5 separate regions of the Homo sapiens genome follow, and regions 2, 3, 4 and 5 are each linked to region 1. Evidence: chromatin loops called from intact Hi-C (ENCODE). Cell type or tissue: heart left ventricle. All regions are shown on one strand. Links, peaks and the distances in the headings refer to the core of each region. The heading gives the core; the rest is flanking DNA.

What was found. A loop is a pair of places that touch in the nucleus more often than their neighbours do. Peaks named below come from ENCODE experiments on the same cell type or tissue, not always from the same donor. Only the 100,000 strongest peaks of a DNase experiment are listed, where the experiment ranks them.
Region 2: it touches region 1 in a loop (10-fold over the local background); 94 of 110 quality-filtered maps call a loop at or near these places.
Region 3: it touches region 1 in a loop (2.3-fold over the local background); 13 of 110 quality-filtered maps call a loop at or near these places.
Region 4: a loop joins it to region 1, with 3 times the contacts of the local background. A loop is called at or near these places in 14 of 110 quality-filtered maps.
Region 5: it touches region 1 in a loop (5-fold over the local background); 6 of 110 quality-filtered maps call a loop at or near these places.

The regions. Positions count from the first base shown.
Region 1 is chr4:155,439,188-155,445,235 of GRCh38, reverse strand. It overlaps LOC105377503 (a long non-coding RNA gene), which reads right to left. Exons shown (of 3, transcript XR_939374.2): 2 at 1,516-1,887. Among named protein-coding and RNA genes, the nearest start is that of MAP9, 65 kb to the right of the region's middle. In heart left ventricle, for the core only: a CTCF peak has its summit at 2,771 (motif pointing left); a DNase peak (open chromatin) is centred at 2,765; H3K4me3 peaks cover 409 bases; H3K27ac peaks cover 703 bases.
Region 2 is chr4:155,784,680-155,790,727 of GRCh38, reverse strand. It overlaps GUCY1B1 (guanylate cyclase 1 soluble subunit beta 1), which reads right to left. Exons shown (of 14, transcript NM_000857.5): 5 at 817-1,014. Among named protein-coding and RNA genes, the nearest start is that of GUCY1B1, 29 kb to the right of the region's middle. In heart left ventricle, for the core only: a CTCF peak has its summit at 3,418; no DNase peak of the experiment used is centred there; H3K4me3 peaks cover 840 bases.
Region 3 is chr4:155,509,562-155,515,609 of GRCh38, reverse strand. It overlaps LOC105377505 (a long non-coding RNA gene), which reads right to left. Exons shown (of 3, transcript XR_001741895.2): 2 at 3,169-3,273. Among named protein-coding and RNA genes, the nearest start is that of MAP9, 140 kb to the right of the region's middle. In heart left ventricle, for the core only: no CTCF peak of the experiment used is centred there; no DNase peak of the experiment used is centred there; H3K27ac peaks cover 4,223 bases.
Region 4 is chr4:155,526,624-155,532,671 of GRCh38, reverse strand. No RefSeq gene overlaps it. Among named protein-coding and RNA genes, the nearest start is that of GUCY1A1, 140 kb to the left of the region's middle. In heart left ventricle, for the core only: a CTCF peak has its summit at 3,295 (motif pointing left); no DNase peak of the experiment used is centred there; H3K4me3 peaks cover 183 bases; H3K27ac peaks cover 793 bases.
Region 5 is chr4:155,755,901-155,761,948 of GRCh38, reverse strand. It overlaps GUCY1B1 (guanylate cyclase 1 soluble subunit beta 1), which reads right to left and starts at 2,928. Exons shown (of 14, transcript NM_000857.5): 1 at 2,806-2,928; 2 at 2,089-2,162. The coding sequence starts at 2,808. It overlaps LOC105377506 (a long non-coding RNA gene), which reads left to right and starts at 3,534. Exons shown (of 8, transcript XR_007058484.1): 1 at 3,534-3,759. RefSeq lists silencers at 1,881-2,150, 2,601-2,750. In heart left ventricle, for the core only: CTCF peaks have their summits at 1,866 (motif pointing left) and 2,923; DNase peaks (open chromatin) are centred at 1,888 and 2,968; H3K4me3 peaks cover 2,838 bases; H3K27ac peaks cover 2,183 bases.

The sequences.
Region 1 (6,048 bases), core at 615-5,614:
ATATATATTTTTCAGAAGTTTTTTTCATGCTTTAGCAAATTATTTATATTCCCAAAACAGGCACATCTGTACAAACTATATGCCTTGACCACAAAAATCTTTAACTGAATTTAGTTGTTGCAGAGCCTATGCAGAGTCTCACCCCAAATCCATCTTCACCTCTCCTTCCTGAGCACCCTGCTAGGTAACATTTCCCTTCTTCACTTGCATTTGGTTACAGCCATATGACTGACTCGGTGGAATGTGAACGAAGTCAAGTGCATCTGTCCTCAGCTGGCCCATAAAATCCTCCCCTGCATGCGTTTCTTCTTCTGATTGCCCAGAATGCTGATGACCCACACTTACCTTGGAAGCCTTATTAAGAATGACAGAATGTTCATTATCCTGAGTCTTGAATGACTGTGTGAAGGGCTGCCCCACCAGCCCGTTCACTGATACTACTGCATTACGTGAGCAAGAAAACATTTTCATTATGTTTACACTCTCCCATATTTTTGCATTTACTTGTTGCAGTCAGAGAAGAACCCAGATTTTGTCAATCTTAAGCTTATAGAGTTTGGGAGATCCTCTTTACGAAAAATAATATAAATTACAAACACAAAATTCACAAAAGTGAATTTACTTTAGAATAAGATTTTTAAAATCTCAATAAATTATAGAAACCTTAGGAATTTAAGTTCTTTTCTTCTGATATCTCTATTGGCAATTAGCATGATTTCTTAGGCAAAAATGCTTGTTGGTTGCTTGACTTACTCTTCCCACCTAAAACTCCTTAAAACTTCCAGCATCTCCCAGCTCTCAAAGAGGCCTTGGCAAGGAAAGGACCCTGGAGCTTAACCATCAATAGCTTCACAGTGAATCTGTTTTTGGTTGCATCAATTAGTTTATCCTAATATGAAAATACAAGTCAGGTCTCATAGGTAGGCAGAATGAGAATGGTACGAGCAATGAGGAGAGAGCACAAAACTTAATGGTTGCACAACTAGCAATACCCTCTTAAGGTAAAGGGAGAAAATAGTTGTATTTATTTAAGCTTTACCTTCCATTGACAAAGCAATTTTGCAAATCTTTCTCAAGTTTTTAGTAATTGGTGTTGCTCATATATGTGGCTTACTCAGAGGGCAATGCCTCTACTCCATAATCTATAGGACTTGCCCTTTCAATACTTTTAACTTCAAGGCAGTCAAATTTTAAACCTTTTCCTCGAAATGGAGGAAATTAAGTTGATCTGTTTTCAAGCTTATACTAGAACACATTGTAGGGTCTCTGAAAATGATACTCCAAAATGATGGCCTTAGAAGCAGCTCTCTCTGACCTTCTGCTACCCTCATGGCTCTGGCCTCTCCATTCTCCCCCAGGCCCACCATAAAACCTAGATTCCTTCTTTCCAAGGTGGGTCATAGAAACCAGAGCTCCTTTTCCCCTGGAGCCAGCCATTAAAACCTGAAAATATTATTCTAACCATCACCCACCATTCTGTATAAAAATGGGCCATAAAGAAATTAACTGACCTACCTTTTTTAATTGTAGGTCATAACACCCTCTTTCCATAGAGGGTCCTGCCACACACCAAGGAGGAACGAATGCTGCGCAGTGAGGCCAAGAGGAGTCTAGACAGACAGGCCTTGCTGGGTTTCCCAACTCTATTGGCAGTAGATCATTCTCTTTTTGCCCAATCGTATTTGTACATGGCTGTCCATATTTTGTCGACCCTAAGCATTAAAATGTACAATTCCTCTGTATCTTTGGATCTTCATTCTGAAGGCTCCTGTGTTATGTAAAACTATGATCAATTAAATTTGTATGCCTTTTCTGTTATTAATTTGACTCTTGTCAGTGACTTTTAACACATCTTCAGAAGTTGAAGGTAAAGCTTTCCTTCGGCTCCTACAACAACATAGAAGGCACTTAAAAATATGCATATAGGGTAAAAATGTCCATAGCCTGCAAGCCCTTTCACATTTCCTAGTCTTACATATTTTTAAAAAATATTAGTAAATGCCAACCTAACCTTTAGTGAGATTAACTGATGGTATAAAAATCTTTGTATTATAAGGAGTCATTTTCCTCTTCAATTTTTCATGTGCTATATCTATACATTTTTAAAAGCAATTTTAGGAGTCTAAAATAACACAGCATCAACCCAAATTATGTGATCTAAAATATCCATATTATGATAATAGTCCAATAATACCCCATATTGTTTGAATATCCATGGGGTATATCACAAGGAGTTAGATCTTTCTGTGCTGGGCGAGCCTCGTCTACCGCAGTTCACGATCCTGGTCTCCTCTGGCTGGGCTCCTTTTCGTCAGGGTCTGCAAATGCCCTAACAGCAAATACTCATACACTTAAGAACCTTTAAGAGCTCTGAAAAGCTCTACACTCACTCTAAAATCTAAGAGGAGAAAGCCAACCATCCTCTCAACAAATGTCAGGAATCCATATCTTTCTTCTTCTTGCCTCCCCAGTGAGACCTGACAACAAGGACACAAATCTCCCAATTAAGGCATTTCCTCTGAATCCAGTACTCTCTGCTTTCAGTCCTAAACGCTATGTCCTCAGGGCCGTCTTTCTATTTACCATATGCCAGAAAAAGAGCACAAAGAGGGAATGATAAAATGACAAACTGTGTTTTCCTTTAGAGACCTTTTCCCTAGAAATGGTTCATTAACCAAACAGAGAAACCAATCCACAAAAACCATCCTGAGGTTTTGAATGTTTAACATCCTAGGAGCAGCACTGGGCCACACTGCCCCCTGGAGGTGGTTTGTGGGCATTGTGCAGACTCTGTGTCACTGAAATAAAAGGCACAATGTGTTTCGGATACGCGGAAACTTTTCCTGAGTCATTTGGAAGATTTGTTTTCTTGTTCTCAAGACTTTTTTTTTTTTTTTGGAGTGACAGAAGGAGAAAACATAGGAATTCCTGATATTAATTGAGGGAATGAGAGGCTTTCCCCTAGAACTCAGAGTAAGCATAGAGGGAATAGAACGGGAACACTGTTAAAACTGGAACGTAGATATGTTTTGATTAGGGGTCACTTGTTGTAATAAGGTGTCTGAAAGGTTTTTCATAATGCTGGCACATAAATGCCTAGAATATATTAAAAGGAGGAAGGGAGAGAGGGAAGGAGGGAGGAAGAGAAAATCACAGTACAAAGGGCCAGTCTGAGATGCAAGGTATGGATATTGTGGGCGTTATTTGTTTCAGATTTAAAGTTAGACAACACCTACCCATCCTAACCAACACCCTATCCAGCCTGCTGCCTCACTTTTATTGATACGTGTCCCACCTCAGCATCTTTTACCCCGGTTTCCCAGATCTGGATGGTACGGGAAGGAGATAAATGATAAAGGAAATAACTGTGTCCAACAGCTCCAAGGTGGAAAAAGAATCTGAGAGCTGGTGGGAGAAAAGCAGAAAAAGTTATTCTGTAAGAGAGAAAATTCCTGGAGGGACTCAATCTAAAGAAGGCAGCAAATGGGTGGGGAGCAAATAGGTGGTGAGGATCAGCCCTGTAGAGGTGTCAGCCCAGAACCATGGCAAAAGCCATGGCTGCCAGGGCAGAGGAAGGGCAAAGCTGCCGACAGTGTCTCACATGTACAGATTATGTGTTAGGTAGCCCTTTTCCAAGGGACAACAGAAAGAATTAGCACTGAGCTCAGGAGAGGATCCCAGAAAGAGGAGGACTAATTTTTCTGCATACCACATACTGGCTCAGACTATCTAGATATGGGGTTCTACTGTAAATAGAATCTGTTTACTCTCAATAGCAAGTGACAAAAGAGAAATTTAAGTTTACAAATAATGCTTTTGTAAAAGTTATTTTCCTTCCTTCTTCCTTTCTTTTTCTTGCTTTCTTTCTCTTTCCTTGCTTCTTTCTTTTCTTTCTCCTTTCTTTTCTTTCTCCTTTCTTTTTTCTTTTTCTTGCTCTTTCTTTCTCCTTTTCTTTCTTTCCTTCTCTTTTTTGAGGCAGGGTCTCACCCTGTCACACAGGCTGAAGTACAGTGGCATGATCACGGCATACTGCAGGCTTGACCTCCCTGGCTCAATTGATCCTCCCACCTCAGCCTCTCAAGTAGCTAGGACTACAAGGACGCACCACCACATCTGGCTAATTTTTTTAATTTTTGTAGAGATGGGGGTCTCACCATGTTGCCCAAGCTGGATAAATTATTTTCTTTCAAATTGTTGGCAAAACATTTTAGTATAACAAAAACACTCTTGCTCTTCTTTAATGTTATTTAAAATTTAAGAAAAATCTAAACACAGAGCAACGATAATTATAAAAGAAAACATTATTTTAATATTTAAAAATATTTCATTTTCACTCCAATCAGGAAACAGTTGAGGGGACGGGTGCAGTGGCTCACGCCTATAATCACAGCACTTTGGGAGGCTGAAGCAGGCAGATCACCTGAGGCCAGGAGTTTGAGACCAGCCTGTCTAACATGGTGAAACCTTGTCTCTACTAAAAATACAAAAATTAGCTGGACGTGGTGGCACGGGCCTTATTCCTGGCTACCTGGGAGGCTGAGGCAGGAGAATTACTTGGACCCGGGAGGCAGAGGTTGCAGTGAGCCAAGATCCCGCCACTGCACTCCAGCCTCATTGACAGAGCAAGACTCTGTCTCAAAAAAAAAGGAAACAATTGAGGAATAAATGTGAGTTAGTTGCTTATTGTAATATTAATATAATCAATCTAGGTATATTTGAAGACATAGCACACTTTTGCCATTAAACTTATTACACTGTTATATTTTCATAGCCCAAAGTGTGCCCAGAATTGGTTCCTTCTGGTGGGCTTGCGCTGAGTGTTACAGTTCTTAAAGATTGTGTGTCGGGAGTTTGTTCCTTCGGATGTTCAGATGTATCTGGAGTTTATTCCCTCCGGTGGGTTCGTGGTCCCACTGACTTCAGGAGTGAAGCTGCAGACCTTCGTAGTGAGTGTTACAGCTCTTGAAAGTCGTATGTCCAGAGTTGTTTGTTCCTCCTGGTGGGTTCATGGTCTCACTGACTTCAGGAGTGAAGCCAGAGACCTTCGCAGTGAGTGTTACAGTTCATAAAGGTAGGGCAGACCCTAAGAGTGAGCAGCAGCAAGATTTATTATGCAGCGCAAAAGAAGAAAGCTCCCACAGCGCGGAACAGGACCCCAGCGGGTTGCCGCTGCTGGCTCCTGTGGCCAGCTTTTATTCCCTTATTTGTCCCTGCCCACATCCTGCTGATTGGTCCATTTTACAGAGTGCTGACTGGTCTGTTTTTACAGAGTGCTGACTGGTCTGTTTTTACAGAGTGCTGATTGGTGCACTTACAAACCTTTAGCTAGATGCAGAGCACTGACCGGTGCATTTTTACAGAGTGCTGATTGGTGCATTTATAAACCTTTAGCTAGACAGAAAGTGCTGATTGGTGTGTTTACAATCCTTTAGGAGACAGAAAATTTCTCCAAGTCCCCACCCCACCCAGAAGCCCAGCCGGCTCCACCTCTCAAAAGCACAGAGGGACAAGCCTTACAACTGAATATTGATAAAAATGGAAGAATTTGGGTAAAATATAAATATATTCACATATTTGGGAATAAACTGAGATAGGTTTTACCTTTAATTTTTCCAAACTGATTTTCTAAAAATTACTTTGGTTACCAAAATTTGTATTAAATTAGGAAAACTCCTCTTAGAGTAATTTTCACCAAAACAAAACAAGCAACAGGTTTTTTTAAAAAAGAGGTTCACAAGCTGAGGGTTCCAGATTAAACATTTCAAGATATCCAAACACACACACGTAAAACAAATAATTAACCTTGGAGAAAGTCTAGCCTTAAAAAATTATCTATCTATCTATCTATCTCTCTCTCTATCTATATAGATAGAGAGATAGATAGATATATGCTTCTTTTTAACTAAAATACTATTCAGATATGAGGGATACATTATGGTGTTGCTCAGCAGTTTTGACGTGAATCACACCGGTTAAACTGAATGTCATCCTTGGCAATACGTATAAGCCTGGACTTATCATAAGCCTCATAAAATATTCAGAGGATTT
Region 2 (6,048 bases), core at 753-5,752, 350 kb before region 1:
TTACAATATATCTATGATCTATAAGAAAGAACTGTCTAATAGGTTTTCTATAAACAAAGAAAGGTTGGAAAAAGGTATCTATCTCCCCACTTTGGCCTCAAGTTTAAAGCTACTGAGAATTGACTCTTGGGTATGAACATGCTGAACACATAAAAAGCAGCCTGACTGGGAGAAACCGTAAGGGCCAGAGGTAAAGAGAAACAGTGGTTCTCTTTGTTGTACGGTTGCCCTATCAGTACCTTGAAATCATCACTCAAAACTAAGAGTGTGTATTATCAATAACAGCACAATTTTTAAAGTACCAGACCTGGCTTCTTTCACCAAGTAACTTGATTAAAAACAAAAACAAAAACAAACACTTTCATTCACAAAATTAGACATTCCAACTATATTTCGGGGCAGACAAAAATCGACAAAGAGAAAATGATCTATAAAATAATACTTAATTTTATATTGCCTTAGAATTTGACTATCCATATTATGGATATTTTGCATGCTGAAACCCACAGCTCAGTCGTCACATATCCTTCTGCTTCCCAGCTGGTGTGTGTTCACAGGGAATGCAAAGTAAATTTCTTGTAGCCTTGAACACTATATAATTAGAAAGAAAAATCTGCTGCCAGAAGGAAAAAAATATCCTGTATAATGCACTCCCAGGCCAAATATAGAAGATTGCTGGTCTTTCCACTGTTTTGGCTTATATATACTTCCAGGGAAGAGCACTAACAGTGATAACTGCAGGTAAATTTAGAGAGTGTCATTTAAAATATTTTTAGATGTCATCTGTGTTCAGAAGTCTCCATTGCTGTTTGTTACCTTCATGTCTATTTCAGTGCCATGGATTTGTTGTGCCACTGTTTTGATGATTCCAATGACAATATCCTGAAGTCCTTCTCTCTCTGAGTAGTAGTGCAAAATGAGTCCTTTGCCCTTTTCTGCATCAGTGCACCTAAAGGAAGGTGCACGCATTCCTGGGTAGATGGTAGCAAGGTGGTCGTGCAGAGCATCAAGGTTCTGCAGCAAAGAAGAAAGGGAGACCAATAAACAATGCTTTCGCAATGACAGCAGACTCTGGGAAAGCAAGATATGAAAACGAGTCAAATCGGAGTCTAGTGGGCAGATCAGCGAAGCAGCACATGTAGCACATCCTTCACTCCACTGAGATATCTGTAAAGCAAGTGCCACAGAGAAAATGAAACTAAGATAGTAGAATTAAGAAAAATATCTGCAGCTATGAATAGTTAGTACATTTTAAGAAAAGATAAACAAGTGGGATTAAAAAGGATGGCTAAAACAGAAAAAAACATAGTTAAGGGCTAAGGCAAAGATACATTTACAAGAGCTTGGGGCAGCTGTTTCTACGTGTTGTGATCAACAACAGGGAATGGCCAAAGGACTCACACATTTCCCTTCTGTTTATACTGCAATTCTAAAACTTAATTGTCAACTCAAAAAACTATGCCCAAATTATAAGCATATAAAACATAAGCATATTATTTTGTGATTTCTATTTAACTATTCTAATATCTTAGAAATTAAAAATCTATTTTAGAAACTAAAACAATGTAATTTCTTCATGTTCTTTAGTATGCTATCATCAAGGTGGAGTTTCATAGCTAATCTGTGAAATAACTACATTTTGAAAGTCTAGGAAAACTAATAAATTGGCCAATAAATATTTTCTGTTTTTGTAGCCTTGCCATTAGTTTGGAAGATGCCACGTTTCCCTGAGTCTCAGATTACTAATATACAAAACTAATTGGTGTAAAGAGTACTAGAAGAAACGGTGTAAGCTATACATTTTATGTGGCCCAAGATGATTTTTCAAATAACACTCAGTTCATAACATGTTGGGGTGTGTGTGTGTGTGCTGCACATATATAGTAGGATATACACACAGCACAGCATGGTATAGGAATTAAGAGCAATATGACTTAGGATCAAGTAGACATGGGTTTAAATAATGACTGTCATTTCATAGGAAGGTAGCCAATTCGCCCAATTTTTCTAAGACTTTATTTCTTCTGGCAAAATGGAGATAACTTTAAACATGTATATAAAGCACTTAGCACATTTCAGACGAGGCTGAAAAAACAACTGTCTCTGAAAGATTCCCTTGCCTTAATCCCTGTGAATATGTTGTATCGCATGGTGAAAGGGATTTTGCAGATGTGATGAGGGTTATGGACCTTGAGTTGGGAAGATTATCCTGGATTATCCAGGTGAGCCCAACCTAGTCACATGGGTGACTGTGCACTTAAAAGTCAAGAAGCTTTCCCTGCTACATGGTGACAGAGAGATGTGCAATGACAAAAGGTCAAAGAGATGGGAGTATGAGAAGGATTCAACACCATGCGACTGGTTCTGAGATGTAGGAGACTGTTGAAGGACTGGAGAGAGGTCTCCAGGACTTTAGGGCAGCTGCCTGCTGACAGTCAAGGAAACTGGGTCCTCAGCCCTATAACTGCATGGAACTGAATTCTGTCAATACTTGAATGAGGAAGAAAACAATTATCCCCAAAAGCCAACATAAAGAAACACAGTCCCGTCCCACCAGCACAGCACGCTGAATATAGTCCAGTAAGACCTGCAATGGACTTCCAACTTATGAAACCATAGGGTAATAAATTTGTGTTAAGCACTTAAGTTTGTGGTCATTTGTTATGGTAGCAATAAAAAACAAATACACCAAGCAAGTAGTAATCTATTCACAACTGGTGATTATTTTTAAAGAGAAGAAAAGAAAAACAACAAAACAGTTTCAAAATGTCATGGGCATAAAAGAACATACCTAAAATGAAAGTACTGGAGATATGCCAAAATTAAACTATGGCTTTCATTCCAAATGTCTCAAAGAGGTCAATTTAGAAAAACAGAAAAATCCAGTGAGATTACTGGGAGGAAACTACGGTGAGAATGAGATGATTCCGCGGGTGTCCACATTTGAGCAATACTCTAACAGGACACTTACAGCATTAATTTTCTGTCCCTTCCACACATCCACTCAATCATGCATTCACTCTATAATGTTATTGTATGTGCATTATATATCATACACTGTGTCATGTGGGCTTGGGTGCAGGGTAGATGTTTGGATGCAGATCTGCATGATGAGGATTAAGCAGCTCATGGTTTATATCACAAATGGATGTGTAGAGTGGCTTTTGATGAGCAAATGAGGAAGCCAACAATTCAGACTGAAAGAATGGAGTTAAAAATACTTCAAACTGAAGATGTGATTTGAGCTAGGTCATGAAGTTTGACAATCTAATCCAGATAAATGATTCAATGACCTCCTCAACTCGATAAATCTGGTGACTTTTTGAACCGTCTGCATCTACTGTTTCCTTCCCCACAATTATACCTGATGGAGTCAAGCTAATTCTTAGCAAAAACATCAGTTCATCCGGATTGCCTCTAGAGGCTGCTATTGCCATGTAAAAGTAATCCAATATGGCAGCCACTAAGTATTGAAGAGGTATATATAACCTACAAACCCCGGAGTCCTAAAACTGTTTTACTTGGTTGAATAGTATGAGAGGTTCTTCCAATGATGAATCATTCTCATTAGGACTCTTCCCTTAGAAGGGACGACCTGAGAACTGCTTCATAGCCCTCTCAGACCCCTTATACTTCTACTTATGTTGTGAAACATTTTGTGAAAGAAAATCGGGTGAGAAAAAAAAAATCACTGAGAGAGTTTTATTTTTATCTGCATTTCTCACAAAGTCAAAATTGAGCTTGTGGCTGCATTTAGAAAATGTTTCTAATAGAGTCAGGCCCAGGTACTGTGTTGTTGGCTCACTTAAAAAAGAAATTGAGGCCAGGCGTGCTCTCACACCTGTAATCCCAGCACTTTGGGAGGCGGAGGCAGGCAGATTACTTGAGGTCAGGAGTTCGAGAACCAGCCTGGCCAACATGGTGAAACCCCACATCTACTGAAAATACAAAAATTGGCCAGGCGCGGTGCCTCACACCTGTAATCCCAGCACTTTGGGAGGCCAAGGCGGGCGGATCACAAGGTCAGGAGATCAAGACCATCCTGGCTAACACGGTGAAACCCCGTCTCTACTAAGAGAAAAAAAAAGAAATTAGCAGGGTGTGGCGGTGGGTGCCTGTAATCCCAGCCACTCAGGAGGCTGAGGCAGGAGAATGGCATGAACCCGGGAGGTGGAGCTTGCAGTGAGCCGAAATCTCGCCACTGCACTCCAGCCTGGGCGACAGAGTGAGACTCCATCTCAAAAAAAAAAAAAAAAAAAAAAAAAAGAAAGAAAGAAAATACAAAAATTAGCCAGGCGTGGTGGGGCATGCCTGTAGTCCCAGCTACTTGGGAGGCTGAGGCATGAGAATCGCTTGAACCCAGGAGGTGGAGGTTGCAGTGAGCCCAGATCTCACCACTGCACTCCAGCCTGGGCGACACAGTGAGATTCTGCCTCAAAAAAAAAAAAAAAAAAAAGGAAATTGAACCAAACAATAACTTCAAAAAGGCATTTTAATATTTTTTCTATACAGAATGCTTACATATTTCATAAATCAATGTACCAATGTGCTTATATCATTTTCATACTCATCTTTTTTACTGGATTATTAAAACATTTCTACTTTCACTCAAGCAGATGGCATAAGGCAATAACGACTTGCACCACTTATGTCACTGGCACCACTTATGCTGGGGCAAGTCAGAGAGTGGACACAATCATCCAAGTCAGTACTTCCTGAGTCACTAAAGATAGGCACTGCACCCTCACCAAAGGATACCAAAAACACCAAATGAGAATGTTCACCTTTTCTGTCTTTTTGCAGTAACCAACTCTCCAGAGATTTACTGTGTTATTGAATTTACTATTAGTTAATTGAACAAGTAAAGTGCTCTCCTGAATCATAAAAGATTGAACACCACTTAATGTAATATTGATTTTCTTTAGATAGTATCTAATATAAAAAATACTCTTGGGATTTCTTGAGTTACAACCTTCCTTACTTGGCTTTACTCTTTCAAAATTTAAAGTAATTACCACAGCCAGACTATTACAAGAAATGAGATTAATGATTAAAAGTTATTTTCATTTAAGTACACTTATATTGCTAATAAATGTGTCATCCTCATATACAGGCTACAATTTTTTTTTTTTGCTACAAAAAGATTCTTACAATGGCCAAGAGAAAACCCTTTCTACATTTGATAATGCTATCTAAACAAAGATGATAGTTCATCCACATTGCTCTAACAATGTATTCTGGGGAATAAGAGTTTCATATCAAAACTGATATTCTGTGTTATTTCTAAATATACCCACAGAAGCACTTACAGAAAGTAAAGAGCTGTGTGGCCAATTGCAAAGAAGTATGTCCATATGTATGAAAGTAAAAAAGACACTGAAAAAATGTAAACTCTTACATTGCAGCACAAGTAGATTCCCAGGAAACAATGATGTAAATCTGAAATATGCTTTGATTCATTCTTCTAGGCTTCATAAAATCAAAAAACAGGAAAAATATAGAGAGTAGGTCCATTCATCTATTTTGATATCTTGAGATACCTAAAGGTTTTAATTTAATAATTTCATTTCTTAATGTTCTAATATCATTTTATTGTTTTTCTACAAGCAAATGAATGTGGTTTTTCTACTCAGGAATTCTGCTCCCTGTCAGTCTAGTTTATTTTATCACCTTGCATTTATCATTTATAAAAGAAAAATTAGTTCTGGTATTCTGGGGTACTCTACTGGAATTTCAGACATAGTACACTTCACAGATTTAGAAAACAAAAGACAATTTATCATTCCTTTGAGTAATAAAGTGTCACATTTTTAAAGATCTTGGGATGTTTCAAAATAAATGCACATTTTCTTTTTGTAATATGCATGCCAAAAATAAGTTCTTACATAATTACAGGGGCAAAGTCCCCAGAAGTCAACTACCTGATTTTCCTGTTTCAAGGACATCTAATTAAATTTTTTAAAGGATCCACAGAAATGGGTAAGACCTTGCCTTGAACGTTTTAAAGAAAAACATTTTCAGTATCCAAGAATCCTTGTTTTAGTGGAT
Region 3 (6,048 bases), core at 739-5,738, 70 kb before region 1:
CCAGATTGCCTAAACTCAAGCCTCTGCTCTGCTCCTTATTAGTTGTTTAACCCTGGGTAAAATATTTAAAATCTCTGGGTGTCAGTTTCCTCATATGTAAAATGATAACAGTACCTACTCCACAGGGTTTAGTGAGAATTAAATGAGTTAATATACATAAAGCACTGAGCATAGTGCCCAGACCTAGCAATGTCCAATGTCAGTTATTACTAGCAGTCGGTGTGATAGCTTTTCTTACTACCTTTTTTGATCTACATAAAATCTCTCTCTAATTTTGGAAGAGTTTACCTCTTTTTCAAGCCAAAGCATTGCTGTTATTGTTTTCAGAGCACTTAAATCCATCTTTCTGTGAGCAATCATTTAATATTATTGTCCAGAATTTTCCTTACAGTGAGGAAACTACCCTTTGGTTGCAAGTCGCTGCTGACTCTGTGCCCTCTCCTGCCCAAACAGGAATTGAGCACACTCTGCTCTCCTCTGAAGTTCCACTGTCCACTCAGAATCCAGACTAAAAGAGACCTCACGCTGCAGTAAGTGGCTCTGATGGTAGGCCAGGATAAGGGAATAATTATATATGATTTTCATTCTAATTTTGTGCCTACAGGGGAGCCCTGCTCAATGCAACTGTTAAACTGTGTTCGTTTTCTTCCTCAAATGGCTTAAGTCAAGTTCATTTTCTGAGGGCTGCCTAGACTACTTCTCTGAGTTTCACATTTTATATTTAACTCTCAACTGGTCATCTCTATCTAGATGTCCAACAAGTGCTTCCTATCCAGTGTGTCCCAAATTGACTCATCATCCTTCCTCTAAAAATACCTCATCTTCTGGCATCTTCTGTCTCAGTTACCCAAGCTAGAATTTTTGACAGCTGTCTCTTCCTCCCACCCTACACTGAACCTTAAACTTCTTCCCAGCTATTCTAGGATAGTCCAGATTTCAAATATTCTGCCCAACTTTCCATAATTTATAAGCGGTCTAAACTGCTCAACTGAGCTTCAAGACTGTAAATTTGCAATAGAGCCATTATGTAAAGCTCTGGGATTTCTCTCCATTGTTGCTCAGTTCAGAGAACATTGATTCTGATATTTGACCATAGGTTCTATGTATTTTATGATATAGTGTGTAAATCAATGAATTCCTGAAGATAAAATCATAATGTAAAACCTAAATGCTAAAAAACACAGTACCCTGAAATCAATGGCTCATAGTTAAAGCGAAATCAAATTTACATGTCCATGGAAATCTGGTAAATTTGATTTGGTTTGTGTGTTCAATAGGAAAGGACATATGAAAAGAACATATGCACTGTCTGCACAACATAGTGAGACTGTCTCTACAAAAAATAAAATTAGCCAGGCACGGTGGTGTGTGCCTGTAGTCCCAGCTACTCCAGAGGCTGAGACTGGAGGATCACTTAAGTCCATGAGTTCCAGGCTTCAGTGAGCTGTGGTTGCCCCACTCCACTCCAGCCTGGGCTACAGAACAAGACTCTGTCTCCAAAAAAAAAAAAATGCAAAGAACATGGCATTTGCCATGACACTCAGTTTATTCAGGTTAAGTGAAGACTTTGCATAGTTTTTTTGTTTGTTTGTTTGTTTTGCATTTTCTTTCTTTTCTCCTTCATTCTTTGACCCTGTAAAGTACCAAGATGGGAAAAAACTTTAAGTAATATTCTTTAATTTCCATTAAAGTCCTTAAATAAAATATTACCAAAGACCAAAAAGCCTGACATTTCCTAGCAATGCATAGGCATTTAGCTGAAAAAAGAACAATAGCAAAAAATACAAAAAATAGTAATTGTCTATTCCAAGTCTATCCTCTAGATGAGAGATTTGGGCCAAGATTCACTTTTGACTTTCCAATGACCAAGACAAAACAAAGGAAACCAGATTAATTATTTGTGTTGCTTTCATGCTCACCATTTATAACTACAGATAAAGCAAGATTTTAGCATATTCATTGTCCCTCTTTGCCATTTTAAACCTTGTAAATCAACATTAATATTATTTAAGAAGGTCAAAATGGTGATGGAAGAAGCCATTCTCATTTTTTTTAAGTCTGAGCATTGGGTGTGGGGTGCAGCTGTGACAGGCACACATGTTCCCAGGGGTCTTGTTTTACTACTGAGAGATACAAGGACGTTCAAGCTCTTAACCTTTCTCCTCACATTCTCAAAAAATGCAGTAAAAAATAAAATAAATGTAATTTTAAAATGAGTGTGGTTGTGCTTCATGGCAGGCAGTGGTGTGTGAGTGTGAGTGTGAGTGTGTGTGAGTGTGAGTGTGCGTGTGTGCGCATACACGTGCATGTTTAACATCTCTACCTAATGTGAGAGCTGGACATTCAATCTAGCTATCCTGTGCTAATTACTTGTGCAGATGGAGAAAAAAAAAGTTCAAGTTAATTTAAGAGAAATTAGCGTCATTGTGTAGAATGAAACAGAACTTTCAAAGTTTTTAACATTGTTTTTTCCATGATTCCTTGTATGAGGCAAGCAAATCACCATCAACAAAATGTTTCCCATGAGGAAACCCGGTCAAAGAGGTCAAATAATTCCTCCTGAATCCCATAACTCTGAGGCAGCGCATTGGTTCAAATATCAGAAAACCTGGCACTAAGTCTTTCCGTATTTCCACCCGACAGTCTTGTGTTTTGGAAGCAACTCATTTAACCTTATCTGAATCACCACCAAAGTGCCTAAAACCTGCAAGATGATAAGGGCTTGCAAAATTTAAATAAATCACAGCCCAGAAAAACAGCCACACTTTGTCAAACCATCAAATAGTTGGCAGCTCTTTCTTTCCTTTTAGGGGTTTTCTTGTTGGAGTTGACACTCTGGTTAGAGTAGATTCTAAAATGGTTAGACTTATACAACTTTGTTGTAGTACTCACTCAGAAGAACTACTGCCAACAGAATTATTCCAAAAATGCTAGTCAAGTACAATTCCAGTTAGAAATAAAGGATACCCAAATGTGTGAAGTGTGACAAGTTGGTTTTAGTAAACAGGGTCTATGGACCTAAAGTAAAGCCCCATCACCTCCAGAAGATGACCTATTGAACAAAGACTAATTATGCACCTTTCTGCATGCTTCAGGCCTAAGGAGATTCCTGGCATATAGGAGAAGTGGGATAACTCTGAGAAAAAGTTTTGCTGGAGCATGCCTAACCTGGGACTACAGTTCTCGGGGAAAAATTTCTTTTGCATCCTCCATGGTAGGCACCTTGTTCTTTCATCCTTTTCCTCTCTCCCTGGCCATGTTCATCCATGTTTCCTGTATGCAAAGACAAAATTAAACACACCTAAAAATAGAAAGGCACAGGCACAGAACTATCAGAATGGATGCCCTACAGTTAAAATGGTGTTGACAGTGAACAGCCAGCACCACTCTCTGGGTGAACATCAGCCCTTCATTTCCTATGAGAAAAAAATTGTCAGAACTACTTGTCCTAGACACAAGTTTTTCATGCCTTTGAAATAGCTGAGGCTGTGTTTCTTTTGAAGCTCATGGATATACTTGAGAGAGTCCATTGACAATGTGAACTTCATTGCAAAATTATGTATGTGCATTTTTCTGAAGAAAAAAACACTGTAATTTCCATGAGATTCTAGTAAAAAAAGAGCCCATGACTCAGAAAAGTTAAGGAGTACTATTTATTTGGGTTAAAATGATAAATAAATCAGTACACTAAAATGCTAGAGAGCAGAGTAGACTCATTCCCCAACAGGGTACTATTTAATTCCCTAACGGGTTATATAATTGATGTAGCACAGGAGTCTTTTAAAGACCAAAGGAAACAACCTCTATTTATGTAAATTTATAGGATGGACCCTAACACTTCAGGAGAGCTGCCTTTTCAGGAGTGTCTCTGGTGACAGGGAGATCCATTAGTCTTGAAAAATATTCTCAGCCTGTTCATGTCACTCAATGATTTAAATTTAATAATAACTTGATGATGTATAAATGCATCTTCCACCCCAGAGTTTTACTGGTAATTGAGAATGAATTTATTAAATTGGCCCCTGAGAGGTTTCTGTTGAGAAAGGATGACTTTAGCAAGATCACGGTGAGGACCATGATGAAGAAGGGAAAGGACCCAGAAAGGACTCAAATCTCCCTAGCAGGTGACTGACATCATTTCTCTTCCATGGAGAACCTCAGCAATGATTAAGAGCACATCCATGGTAATCTAGTGCAGTCCTTCTGTGTCTTGCATGAGTCACGTCGTTACAGAACAGAAAAGTTTGGGGTTCTAAAGTGACCTTCACTGACTTCTTTGTCAAAGACAGGTACTTTCTTCTGGGAAGCTGGAGTGAACGAGCCTGTGTGGTTTGAGGTCAGAGCCCACATACTGCTGCCTGTTCCTATTTCTAGGATATGCAGAGAAAATCTATGGAAGAAGAAAGCATTTATGATGATGAAAACCATTAGAAGGAGAGCAGTTTCTTGAAAATTAATCCTAGAACTCATGTAGTCACAATTGAAAAGCTTCTATCACCAATTACAGTCTGATTGGATTAAGACTCAGAAAGATGTAACTTTTAGCTTACTCTTACCCATTTCTTAGAAGTGTCATTCTGAAGGCAATCAATAGCACTTCTGGTCTAAAACCCTAGAAGGCAGCTCTTCCTCCTCATTCTACTAAATGATGTCAGGAAGTCAGTCATTTCTATTACCCAAAGAGATTCCTATCTGTGGTTGGCTCATACCGATATTCACTAGGCACAGCACTTTACGGCTCCCTTTCACTGATTCTATTGTTTTCCTCCCTGCAGAGAGAAGACCTTTTTCTTTTATCAATTATTTTAAAATAGTATCTAATTCATTTCAATATTAATGAACCTCTGGATCAGATAAAAAATTTTCCTAACTTTTAAAGGGGTCAAATTAATTTTCTTCATGTCACTAAGAAACAAAAGCAAACAAACAAACAACAATAACAGCAAACCAAGCAACTAATAAAAATTGGGTGGAATACAACTGGGTCCTAGACTGAGTCTTCACTGGTATTACAGTAACACTGCTAACTGTTTTCAACAAGTCTTTTAAAACTAATCTCTTGTATTCATCTGCAGTGAGGTAAAATATCAGAACAGTGTTGGGGAATGCTTAAATCTAAAAAGGAAGGATGCAATTTGCTAATACTTGCTATGTAAGAGACACTTTGTTGTGTGCTTCGTATGTATTATTTTCATTTATACCTACAGAAAACCCCATCTTACATAGAGAAAACTGAAGTTCAGGGATGAGCTTAACCTGCTCAGAGTCTCAATTGGCGGGCTTTGAAGAAAAGATTTAAACACAAATGCTTGAGTCCAGTAACACTGTGTAAAACCTCTGCTCTCACACAATAGCTTTTGAAATATCAGACAAAAGCTGAGGAACCTAAATCAAGATATTTTGTAAGATGCTTTAATTAGCAAGACTAAAATCAGGTCAATAAAATATATATATATATTTAATGCTGAAAGTGAGATATGGAATAAAAACAAACAACCAAAATGTGCAACGTTTTTCTGGAGTCTGGCTGAATCCGAAAGGTTGTTTAGTGGCTTTCTTTGTTTGTAGTTGTTTTCTCTGTGAAAGACAAATTTTTTGTAGTCTAGCATTTACATCTCATTTTTGATCTACCAACAACAGCTTGTCTTTTTACCCTTCTGTCCTTGAAAATGTTCTTCAAGGCCCAGCATCTTTTTCAAAATCTGTCTCTTAATTTGTAGCTCAAATGCAGAAGCAAAACTTACCCTTGAGACAACATTCAGAGCCATTTCTTAATTTAGGGCATGAGTCAGAATCCAGCAGAGCCATCCATGATTCTACAGTACACAATTCAATTTTTGGCATCAGACCAGCAAGACTCATAAAAATAATGAGAAATAATAATTCTTCTAAAATCTCATAAAACTGAAAAAGACTTCAAAACTCAAAAATTCTTATTACAATTATGGACATCAATGGATTCAATTATGACATTGTACAGGGAACTTTTCATTTTTATCCAAACAGTTTCAATAATTAAATCATATTTTTTCATGTTTCCTGACACTT
Region 4 (6,048 bases), core at 717-5,716, 87 kb before region 1:
CAGTTACAGCAATAAAAGAGCTGTTTGTTGTCTTTCCATTTGGAAAATGGTTGGTGGGAGCAAGGGAAGCACTCAGGAAGCAACCGGGTTTGCTAACATAAACCACACTCGAGCATTTCTGTCCAGAGTTTATACACTAACCAGGGATGAACCAGCTGAGAATTGTGGGAACATGCTGTATATACTCACAGATACGAGCAGCCCAAGTGTGAATTGTCCTGTGTTTTCAATATTTCAGTAACAGTAATAAATATGAAGTCAATGATGAGGAGATAGAGCTGTGGAAGATATGCGAATAGATTTCATCTGTATTTCCTGAGTATTATTGTTTCCATTGTTTATCCATAACTTTATTTGAATAAAAATGGGCTATTATAAGAACATAAAACTTGAGGTCTTCCATGTTTCCATTCAACAAATACCTTAGGGCCCATTTTGTGAAGTATCCTTTCTTGAAGGGTGACTAAGATGAGTCATACATAGTCTCTGGCTTCATGGAAATTTCAGTCTAGTAGAAGTGGAAGAAAGGCAGGTGCATATCTACTTGTTTGTACCAAGCACACAGTCCATATAAATCATCAGGCCAGGCAGTGAGGATACAACAGCAGCTAATAATAACACAAAATGCCACACAATGTGTGGTTTGAAACAAGAGAAATCCACTCTCTCATGGTTCTGGAGACTAGTAGTTGGAAATCAACATGTTGATAGGACCATGCTCCCTCTGAAGCCTCCAGTGAAGGATCCTTCCTTGCCTCTACCAGGCTCTGGTAGCCCCAGGGGTTCCTTGACTTGTGGCAACATAGCCCTGATCTCTGCCTCTGTCTTCACATGGCTGTCTTCCTTATGTGTTTGCATTTTCACATCATCCTCCTCTAAAGACACCAATCATATTTGATTAGGGCACACTCGACTTTGGTATGACCTAATCAGAAATAATTACATCAGTACTGACCCTATTTCCAAATAAATTCATATTCCAAGGTACTGGGGGTTAGTACTTCAAAATATCTCTCTGTGGAGGGACATAATTTAACCCATGACATGGAACACTTAGGGAAATATGCTATGTATAAAAGTGGAACAATCACACGTCTGTAGAAAATAATGAGATATAAAAATAAATGAAGACTTGAAAAAGAATTTTGAACAACTTGAGCCTTAGGTGGACAAGGGAGAGGAAGAGACTTGTAATCCTAGTTATCTGGCCCATCATTGGTGGTCACCTTGAAACCAGTCTTGTTCTGAATTTGAGAATGTTGATCTCTCCCCCCACCCACTAAACACTTCTGTACTTCGTTGCCCGTGAAGTCCACAGTAGAAGGGCCTGGGTCCCTGAGCTCCACTATCAGATCTCCCAAACTGGAGGCTGACCTGCTTGAATTCCTGCCAACACTCTGCCTTGAGAATTTCCTAGTTACTTATTTCAGTTAGAACAGGACTGAAATCCAAGTTGCAGCTGTGCTCAGATCTCACCTTAAAGTACTGAAATGCCATCAGTCCTGGGTTCAGTTCTTAGTCCTACATCACTATGTAATAGTCTTTGGAGAAACTTCCTCTGACAGCGCCCCTGTGTTCAGCTTCCTTAGCTTTGCCTACATTTGTGGGTTGGCCAATATGTGGCCCTTCCTTCTATTACTCAGCCCCGGTGTTGGTGGGTGGAAGGGAGAAAACAGATCTGGAAGATGCATTTATTATTACGTGTGGAACAATGGGCAGTCTGGAGAGTACACGTAGAATGGTGGGCAGGCAGTATGATATTACACGGAGCATGGACAGGACTTGGGGGAGTCAGATCAATAGATAATAATTTTGGACTTAAGGTACTGCAAGAGATTCATGTTATCAAAATCAATTAATATAAAAGGTGGGCTTACTTAGGAAGTTTTAGTTTCTAATGAATAAAAACTGAATATGCAATCAATACTACCCAAAAAACCTGCATGCTCAATATAATAGTGCACTTTTAGTTTTCTCCTTTTTAAAGGAAGCACATATCACCTGTTTAAACACTCCAACACAAATGATGTTGCTTGCGGCTTTTCAGAACAACGAGCTAGTTTATTTTGAAAATGGACCATATTATTTATTTGCCAGCAGACAATTTATCTACAGGAAATGATTATACACAAATACTCACAATGGCTTATTCAACAGGAATCCTGTCTTAAAACAGGTATTTCCAGTGGTATTCTTCCATGAATAAATACAATGCCCACTGAAATACAAAGTTCTCACGAATGGCATGGTGCAAACAGGATTCAATAGTACCAATGGGGTTCAGAGTCACTGTGACATTACTTAGCAGAAAGAATCACTTTTGCAAAGCCACCTCCATGAGGTTTGGTTAAGAAACTTGTAATCAGTACCTCAGGTGTTTACTCATCAGTGTTGATTATAATTTTAAAAGATAAAATACACACACCACACTCTATTACATTAAAAAAAGTTTAAACTCTTTTTGTTTCTGAAAATAATAGTATAATTCTTCCCCCTCTAGAATATTTATCATCAAGTTTATTTTCACAAATAAATCACTTAATAAATTGTTTCTCTTTGATTCAACTCGCTTATGAGGTTTTTTCCCTCCATGCTTTAATTTTGAAATATTAAATGACTGTACAAAATGATCAAAAAAATCTGGTCTATTGTTTTATGTGGATACTTTCCAGATTAAAGAACATTTATGGGTTTTTTGGCAATAAAACTTATCTGCTTCTGGAATCCTTGCATTTCCTAGTAAGAGCTGCATTTACTCAACCACTACCATGTTGTTATACTGATAATGAAGTATGCTATGGTCAGAAAACATTTTTCATTTTTATGTTTTGCTAAATATTCACCAACACTGCAAAGTTTTTCTTCATTTGGTTTTCAAAACGCCTGCCTGGAAAAGATAAATTTTTAGGAAGTACGAGAGATAGAAAAAAAAAAAAACTTTAAAGAGTAGATTAAGAAAGATTGTTTCAAGTAAGAAGAGAAACTTGGAGGTCTGCATGATTCATGATGATAACGATAAATAAATCCACCTAGGACAGGTAGAGTACTAAGAAGAATCCAGGAAGTAAAGGCATTCTTAACAAGATCTAAATGTAGTGGTTGATATGCCAAGCCCTGCACATAAATGCTTTGATTTAATTTTTCCTCCAATTTTATGTAGTAGATACCATTATGTTTACTTCGTAGCTATTAAATTGAGAAACAGAATAAATTGCCTAAACTACCACAGCTGGGAAAATTAAGACTTGATTGCCTGCCCCATGACCACTGTGCAATAACGCCCCCTGGAGAAAAGGAGGTTACAAGCCAGATCCTAAGAGCTATAAGATTGTTTAAAATTTTTTGCAGCTTTGGGTGAATAGGGAAAATTACCAGTTAGTTCATGCAGATGTTAGTAGTTTGTTCTCCCTTGGAGAAACACAGAAGTAATAATATTGAATAAAGTCATCATTACTTTGATTTCTATTTAAATATAAATTCTCTCTAAGAAAATAAGTGACAAATAAGAATGCTTATAAATAGGATTTCTTTTTCTTTCTACTTTTTCCCCTTTCTCACTTGCACTTAAGGTGCTGAAAGTGGAGTTCATTGTACTCTTCACTGATATTAGTGGTCTTCATAAGTCCTGTCTCTCTTATTTTCTCTTCATCCTTGTAATGTGTTTAATGAATCCTCTAGGATATAGTCATATCCTTAAGAGATGTGAGAAATTGCTTTCTCACCGTATTTGTCATTGGGTAGACACCACTCTTCATTAAGGAATGCTGGATTGAGCTCCAAAATGTTTCAATTGGTCTGCATTCTCACCAGACATGCCTGAGGATTCCCCTTTCCTTTTGTAATTGCCGAATTTTACTATAATTTAGCTTTCTACATTTGTATAATCTTAGGAGTCAAAAAGGGTATTTAACTGCTCTGGCTACTGGTGATGGTATTCACCATTTTGTACACTTGCTAGCCACTCAAGTTTCCCCTTTGGTACTATCTATGTAAAGACTCAACTGGTTTTTCTATTTGATTTCCCCTTTTTCTCAGTGATATATTTCCCAGCTATCCATTATAAATATATCCTCCTTTATTCTAGTAGCCTTTTAATTTTAGCTATCAAGTTTAGAACATCTAGGGTTTATTTTTGTTTATATTTCGTGTAACTTAATTTTTCTCCATATAATAAAATCTCATACAATTCTCTACTAAATACTCTTTTTATTTCTGTCAATGACAACAGATTTATTTCACCTCTATTATGCTCCAACTTTTGATCCAAACGGTACTTTTGGCCTCAATATTGCATTCCACTTGTCTTTTTGTTTCCATGTCGGAACCACACTATGTATTCCACTTTATTTTGTACCATTAAAATGATGTTGTGACATGTCTTCATACACCTTAGGTTGATTCTCTTTCTTTGCTTTCTTATTTGTAATCTTTGTTTCTCACAGACCTTTGTTTGCCCATATGATCTTTGAATCAGTTTGTTCAGTTCCTCAAAAACTTCTTCTGAAATATTATCAGAAAATGTACTGAATTCATGAGTTAATTTGAGAAGAATGGCATCTCTACAATGTTAAATTTTACCAATCACGAACATTTATGTCTGCATTTATTTAGGATAATTTCTATTTATTTATTTATTTTATTATTATTATTTTTTGAGACGGAGTCTCGCTCTGTCACTCAGGCTGGAGTGCAGTGGCGCGATCTCGGCTCAGTGCAAGCTCCGCCTCCTGGGTTCACGTCATTCTCCTGCCTCAGCCTCCCGAGAAGCTGGGACTCTAGGCACCTGCCACCACGCCTGACTAGTTTTTTGTATTTTTTAGTAGAGATGGGGTTTCACCGTGTTAGTCAGGATGGTCTTGATCTCCTGACCTCGTGATCCACCCGCCTTGGCCTCCCAAAGTGCTGGGATTACAGGGGTGAGCCACCGTGCCCAGCAGGATAATTTTTTAAAAATTTGTGATAGAATCCTTAATACGGATTTTCTTATTTGCTTATTTTATGTAGTAACACACAACAGAGAAGTATACACGTCTATGTGCATAGTTCAATGGATTATCACAAAGCAATCAAATCCATGTAAATCACCATTTAGATCAAACATAGGAATGTTGTCAGCATAGCGCAAGCTTCCTCATACTCCACTATTCCCCAAAAGTAAATGGTGTTTTGACTTCTAATATTCTAGATTCATTTTGTTGATTTTTAATTTTATATAATGGAGTCATATAATATGCAGGTGGTTATGGGGTTACATGTGAGAAAAGCTGTTTACAGAATTCTTCACTTAGCCCAGTGTTTGAATTCATATCGGTGTATCTGTCCTTCTTGGACCCTTGGTCTTTGGCATCAAACGGCATGGAAAGTGGGCTGCTGGAACAGAAATACCCTGACTCATGATGGCATCAACAGCCATTCATTGAAATCCCCAGTGTTAAACTTTGAATATAAATTCACAAATGTATTTTTCTTGATTTGGGATAAAATATAATAAATGACTAGATTGTCTAACGATCCGAAATTTTAAAGTGTTTTCCCTCAAAAAATGTGGAATTATTTAATGAAAGGATGATCTGCCAGATCAGGGAACAGAGTTAAGAGCATTCTTAAGGTTGATACCCTATGATACGGTGCTAACCTTGCCTCCTATTGATGGTAAGGTATAAACAACCCAAAGGCCAAGTGAACTTGGGGCTTTCTCTGCTGAACCATCTTCCATGCACTGTGAAGTTGGTGGAGCCAATGTGAAGGCACCTACACCTCTCTGGCAGGGATGTTAATACTCTCACTTGTGCCAACTAAAGAAAGCGAAATCATTTGCTTTTCTATTTCTTCATAAAATCTTAAACTTTCACCCAACTCTTTCCGTTGCTGTGAAAATGTGTGTTTCTGTCATGAACTGTACAGGCCTTTGAAGAGCAGGCTTTTCCTTTCCCACACAGTATGCTATTAATAGTCCTATTTTAATTGGATGAACTTTCATTTTCATTTTTTCTTTTGAGAAAACCAATCTGTGCTAGTTGTGGAAACAATTATTCAACATGCAGCTTT
Region 5 (6,048 bases), core at 429-5,428, 320 kb before region 1:
TGGATTACCAACACCAGTGTGACTAACACTTTTTCCCTTGCAGGGGCATAACCTTGAGGCAATTTTATTTAAGAAAAGACCAATATAACTTGTTTCATTTTTACCAGAAAAATTGTGTTGTGGATGATTGGAATTTTTATCCTTTAGACAAATTATGAATACTGTTGGAAGCTACTTAAAGATAAATTAGTAAGTTAATAAATAATTTTTTAAAGTAGAATGGAACAATATTCTCAGCTTGATTTTGCAGAGTTAAATTCTCGTCAATTGAATCTTTACATATTTGGACTTCCTCTGGGAAAATATAAGCAATATAAACAAATCTCTGGATAATTTTAACTTTTTAAAATGTCTGATACATTACTCTATAAAGTATTATTTTTCATCTCTGTATTTAACAGTGATCTAAACTGATAATGGCTAGGATATACAATCTAAATCTGGTTAAATTACATAATGACTGTTTAATCATAATAGCCATCTTTTATTCTGCTCTAAAAATTCTAAGCATATTCATTGTCATAGCATATCTACCAGCAAATTTGGGAATTTCTATCTTACAGATGCAAAAGCATCATATGGAGAATATATATATATATAGCATTTATAAATTTACAAAGGAAGTGGCTTAAAAATAATTCGGTAGTTAAGTTATACTGTTAACAATCTTTTTTTGATGTCTGCCTTGTTGATATCTGTCTACTAAGCAAAATAAAAATTATAATGGTATTAAGATGGCCAGAAAATTCAAATCCTAAAGTAACTTTTGGTGCCTATGTTCTCATTGGATTCAACCACATACTTGCCAAATCTCGGCTTCTGTTTATAATATGTAGGTAATATGCCCTGTGGATAATACAAATGGTTTCTGAAACATGAAAGAAACGCTCAGTGATACAGATCCAGGGGAAAGAAAAGTTACATTTTCGTGCTTAATATATAACCCTGGTCATTTCTATGGAAACAGATCGTTATGAGAAATCACCATCATGTAACTGCATAATAAGGCCTGTTAGAATTGATTGCTAATAATTGTAATGTGCTTAGGGAAAAACAGCATGGAAGCCTCACCTACCTGAGACAACAAAATGAAATCACTAAGTACAGGAAATCAGAGTGAATAATAACAGTGTATTCCCATCTGCCCACCCAGGAAACCCTTCCTTCCACCTTTGTTACAATGTGATAGTCTGACTGTTGCTCTAATATGAAAATCCATAAATAGGGTTTTGGAGTAGCTAGTTGGTGGTGGTCAGCTGTACCATAAGTTAAATGCAAATTTTTTGAGAGTGAGAGGAAAAAGGAGAGACAACTTTATTAGAGTGAAATAGTCAACCTGCCTGCAGACATGCTGACCCATCAGTCATTCCAACAGGTTTAAACTCTCAGGTGGGTGTGGTATTTCCGTTCACATCCCCAGTACTGGGCTCAAAGCTCCAGGACTGAAAGTAGAATGCCTCCTAGAACTGTTAAGTCTTCAACACAGTAGAAAAAAACGGGGGATAGGGGTTGGGGCGGGGGGGGTGGGCAGTGGGATTTGGGGAAAACAAAAAACTTCCAATTTTCACTTTATTTAAAAATGAATAAATGCGCTTAATTCACTGTTGCTCAAGAAATAATCTCCCGCGTGTTTCAGCATACCAAAAAGGCCTAACTTACGCCAGGTGTGTAAATCATAAAGGAGCCAAAGTCTTCCGTTTGTTTCTAAGGCCTCCGGGCGCAGGAACCTCGCGGAGGCCCGTGTGGTCCCTCGGGGCTCTGCACGCGTGGGAGCTGCCCGGCCTGCTGAGCCTGGGAGCGCCGGCAGCGCGTTCCCACGCTCAGGCCGGGTCGGGAAGCCGTGGTGACCCCTAGGGGCTCCTTTCCGCGGTTCTCGCCCTCGCAGCCCCGCCCCAGCCGCCCCTCCCCTCCTGGTTCCAGTCCCGGAGCGTGGGAGCGCAGCTGCAGCGAGCCGGGAGCGAGGCGCGGAGGCACCTCCAAGGATGCGCGCCCGCGACCCGGCCAGCAGGCTGAGGACCAGGCGAGGCGCGGGGGGCCTCCCACACTGGGCGCCGACCTGGGCCACAGCCAGGGTAGCCGGCCACTTACTTGATGTCTTCCCACACCTCGGGGCCGTAATTGCGGATCACCAGCAACTCCAGGGCGTGATTCACAAATCCGTACTGCGGGGACAGGGAGAGACTTGAGCGTCAGGGACCCGCTGTACCTGAGAAGCGGCTTGGGGGCGAGGCTGCTGCCTCTGCTCCCATGGCGCTGGCTTAACCTTTCACCCCGCCCCTGACTCCTCTCCCTTAGGGGTACTATGCACTAAAGGAGTCGGATCGTGGGGGCGCAACCCCCCAATCCCTGGTGGATTCTCCCCGTCACCATCCGCCCCACCCCCACGCTATCTTCCCACCCTCCTCACCTGTCACCGCTCCGGGAGAGGCTGGGCATCGGGGGCAGCGCGGGGACGCGAACCCGGAGCCTTCCCTTCCGCTGGCGCTCAGCCTCCCACACTGGTGGGGCCGGCCAGAGCCGGGAAGACCCCACGCCTCCGCCGCACCTCCCCTTCCCGAGCTCAGGAAGCTGCGGTGTGGAGCGGCAAACCCGCCTGGGAAGCAAAGGCACCGATCGCCCCCGCCACGACTCGCGGCGTTCCCACCTCCCCTGACTGGGCGCGGGCAAGGAGTGAGGCTGCTCCCGTGGCCGGCAGTGAGCGCCCAGGGCCCCCGAGCCAAGCTCCGGCTGCGCGGCCAGTTCCCTCGCTGCCAGGCCGGCCGAGGAGGGGTGAGGTTCGGGCCGCACCCGGCTGAGAGCACTTACCATGGTGTCTGCACCGGGAGCCGGGGAGGCAGCCCCCACGCAGAGGTACGGCCGAAGGGACCCAGGCAGAGGCGGCAGCGGCTACAGCGCAACCGGGCCGGGGAGGCAGCATCGAGCTGGAGCGAGAACAGCCGCCTTGGCCCGCCCTGATTGCCACCTCTTCCCAGCCAATGGCGAGTCGAGCCGCAGGGGGCTGGTCGGTGCTCCCCAGTTCTTCAACCAATCAGGGACAGAGGAGGGAATTCGGATGCTCTCAATGCTGCTGCGCTCCAGTGCCTTCCCGCCCCCGCCTGGTGACAAGGCCTTCATTTGAGGCCATAACAATGACAGTGGAGAAGCCCCAGCCGTGCTCCTTGCATGAATTCTGGAGCAGAGGAAATGCAGCTCTTGTGGACCCACTAAATGTATTATTATTCAGAGATCTGCCCTCAGTGGTTAACACAAGCAAAAGGGAACAGGGCGTGTTTGTTGTGTGAGCGTGTACGTGTGTACTTTGCAATGGACAGACCTTAAAAGGAATATCCTCTGTTGCTGGCATCCTCATGCTTATCTTTGTCTAGCGGAAAAACATTTCCTCTGTGGCTTGGTCCCACAACAGTTTATGGCAAATTTAAAGCTGGTAATATTGAGAAAAACATATTTTCACTTCTAGTCAATGAGACTAGTTGAGTGAAGCACCAAAAATTTTCAGTAATGTAGTTTGGTGGACGTTATGTTAAATCCAGTCCTGCCCTTTACTAAACTGTACAAGATCCAGCGATATTCTAGGCTTGATCCCTGTGGGACACCTTTCCCTACACCATGTCCGGGAGCCATAATTCCAGGGAGTTTGTAACCCTCTAGAGCGGGCCTCTGTTGCTGTTTCTTAGCAACAGACGAACTGGAAAATGACCAGTACAAAATGCACAGACTTTAACTACTCTACCTCCAGCTTACATTCTACCAGGCCCTTAGGTTAGTTAATGCTCTGAGTCCTGCCATAGAGAGAAGATGAGAGGAACAGGAAGTGGCAGCTTATTAAAGCTGTTTGTACCTGAGGTATATGGACTCCAGTTGACTTTTAGGGCAAGGTCAAAAGTGAGGTCACCAGTCTCAAGTGGACCTGAGAAGCCAGATGGTATTTTAAGATGTGCATATTTTGTTGTGAGAACAGTCTCAATATGGTTAGAGAAAAATGTCAAAACAATAAGATTGTGCTGACATCAGCACCGAGAGAGCTATGATGAAGGAAACTGATACAGAAATAGTGGCATGTAGCAAACAAACAAAACAACAAATTACTTTAAAAATTTCCATTATTGGTGGAATGAGTAAATAGATTACAGCCTTTCATACAATCTAACACCTTGTTTTAAACAACTATTAAAACATTAATCATTATTTAACAACAATTAACCACTAATTTTGAACCATTAAAATGGCACATTAAACAACCATGAAAAAGCAGGAGGGTGACTAGAAAATGATGATGCAGAAAAGTATTGTCAGGTTTACAAAACACCACAAGAATGTAATCATTTTCCATTTTTTAGAGTTAGTATACAGTAAGGTGCTATGTGGGTAATAACACAGGCACATACATGTTGCTGTAAGAATAATGGTTTGGGAGGAAACACAGGAAGTGTTGATATGGCTATCGTCTGTAATTAGAACCAGTGGCTGGAATGGCCATGACTCTTACTTTTTATAACTTTCTGTATCTTTTGATTATTTTTCTACACAGATGAATTTTCTTTACTGTTACATAACTGAATTTTTTTTAACTTTTATTTTAGTTTCAGGGGCACATATGCAGGTTTGTTATATAGGCCAATTACATGTCTTGGGGGTTTGGTGTACAGATTACTTTGTCACCCAAGCACTAAGCATGGTACCCAACAAATAGTTTTTTGATCCTCACCCTCTTCCCACCTTCCATCCTCAAGTAGGCCCCAGTGGTCATTGTCCCCTTCTTTGTGTTCATGTGTACTCCGTGTTTAGCTCCCACTTGCAAGTGAGAACATGTGGTATTTGGTTTTCTGTTTCTGTTAATTTACATAGGATAATAGTCTCCAGCTCCGTCCATGTTGATGCAAAGGACATGATCTCATTCTTTTTGATGTCTGCATAGTATTCCATGGTATATATGTACCACATTCTCTATCCAGTCTACCACTGATGGACATCTAGATTGAGTCCATGTCTTTGCATATAGTGAATTCACATATTAATTCACATATATTCACAAGTATTCATTTTGTGAATAGTTTATTTCATTCCATGTGACTAGTGCTGTGATGAACGTATATGCATGCATGTGCCTTTATGGTAGAATGATTTATACTCCTTTGGGTATATACTCAATAATGAGATTGCTGGGTCAAATGATGTTTCTGTTTTAAGTTCTTTGCGAAATCACCAAACTGCTTTCCACAATGGCTGAACTAATTTACATTCTCACCAGCACTATATAAGAGTTCCCTTTTCTCTATAACCTTGCCAGAATCTGTTGTTATTTGACTTTTTAATAATATACATAAAATAACTTTTAACTTGCTAAAAAAACTTAAAAAAAAAAACTATGTCTCTTATCTGTTCACCTTTGAGCAGCAATGGACCCATGCTCTCTGGTTTACGGTGTGTTGTGGTGTCCTCCACCTTAAACTTTACATAGGCAAAAGATAAGGAGATTGAATTGTTCTCTGGGAATGAAAAATGAGGAAAGCTCACTTAGAGAAAGATATGAGAGGAAATGAATAATGAGCATTTCTGCCAATGTCCCTTTCTCTCTGTCTCTTTCTCTCTATTTCAGTTCTTCTACCCTCACTTTCCCTTTTGTCCAATAACTTTTTGCACTTGTTGTTGTTTTTGTCCAACACATTTTTGCATTTGTAAATGTTTTTACTGTTTTATTTTCCAATTGTCTTATATTCATTCTGAATCTAAAAGAAGTTCTAGACACTAAACATTTACTGACTTTTGTTTGGCCTACAAGATATTACACAGGCTGTGATGTTCAGGGACAGAAGGATGCCTGCCAGCTGTAGAGGATCTCAAAAGAGGGGTCACCATTCTTCTATAAAAGCTCCCTACCTGTTGTCATCACTGCTGGCCAAGTAGCATAGGAATCATATCAGGAAGTAGATTATGCTATATTCTCTGAACAATGCATTGCATTCTTGTATGTATGCCCCAAGCTGAGGAGGATCAGTTAAAGATGAAAAAGAAGAGCTTAGGGAATGGCTTAGCCAGCCCTAAAATCAA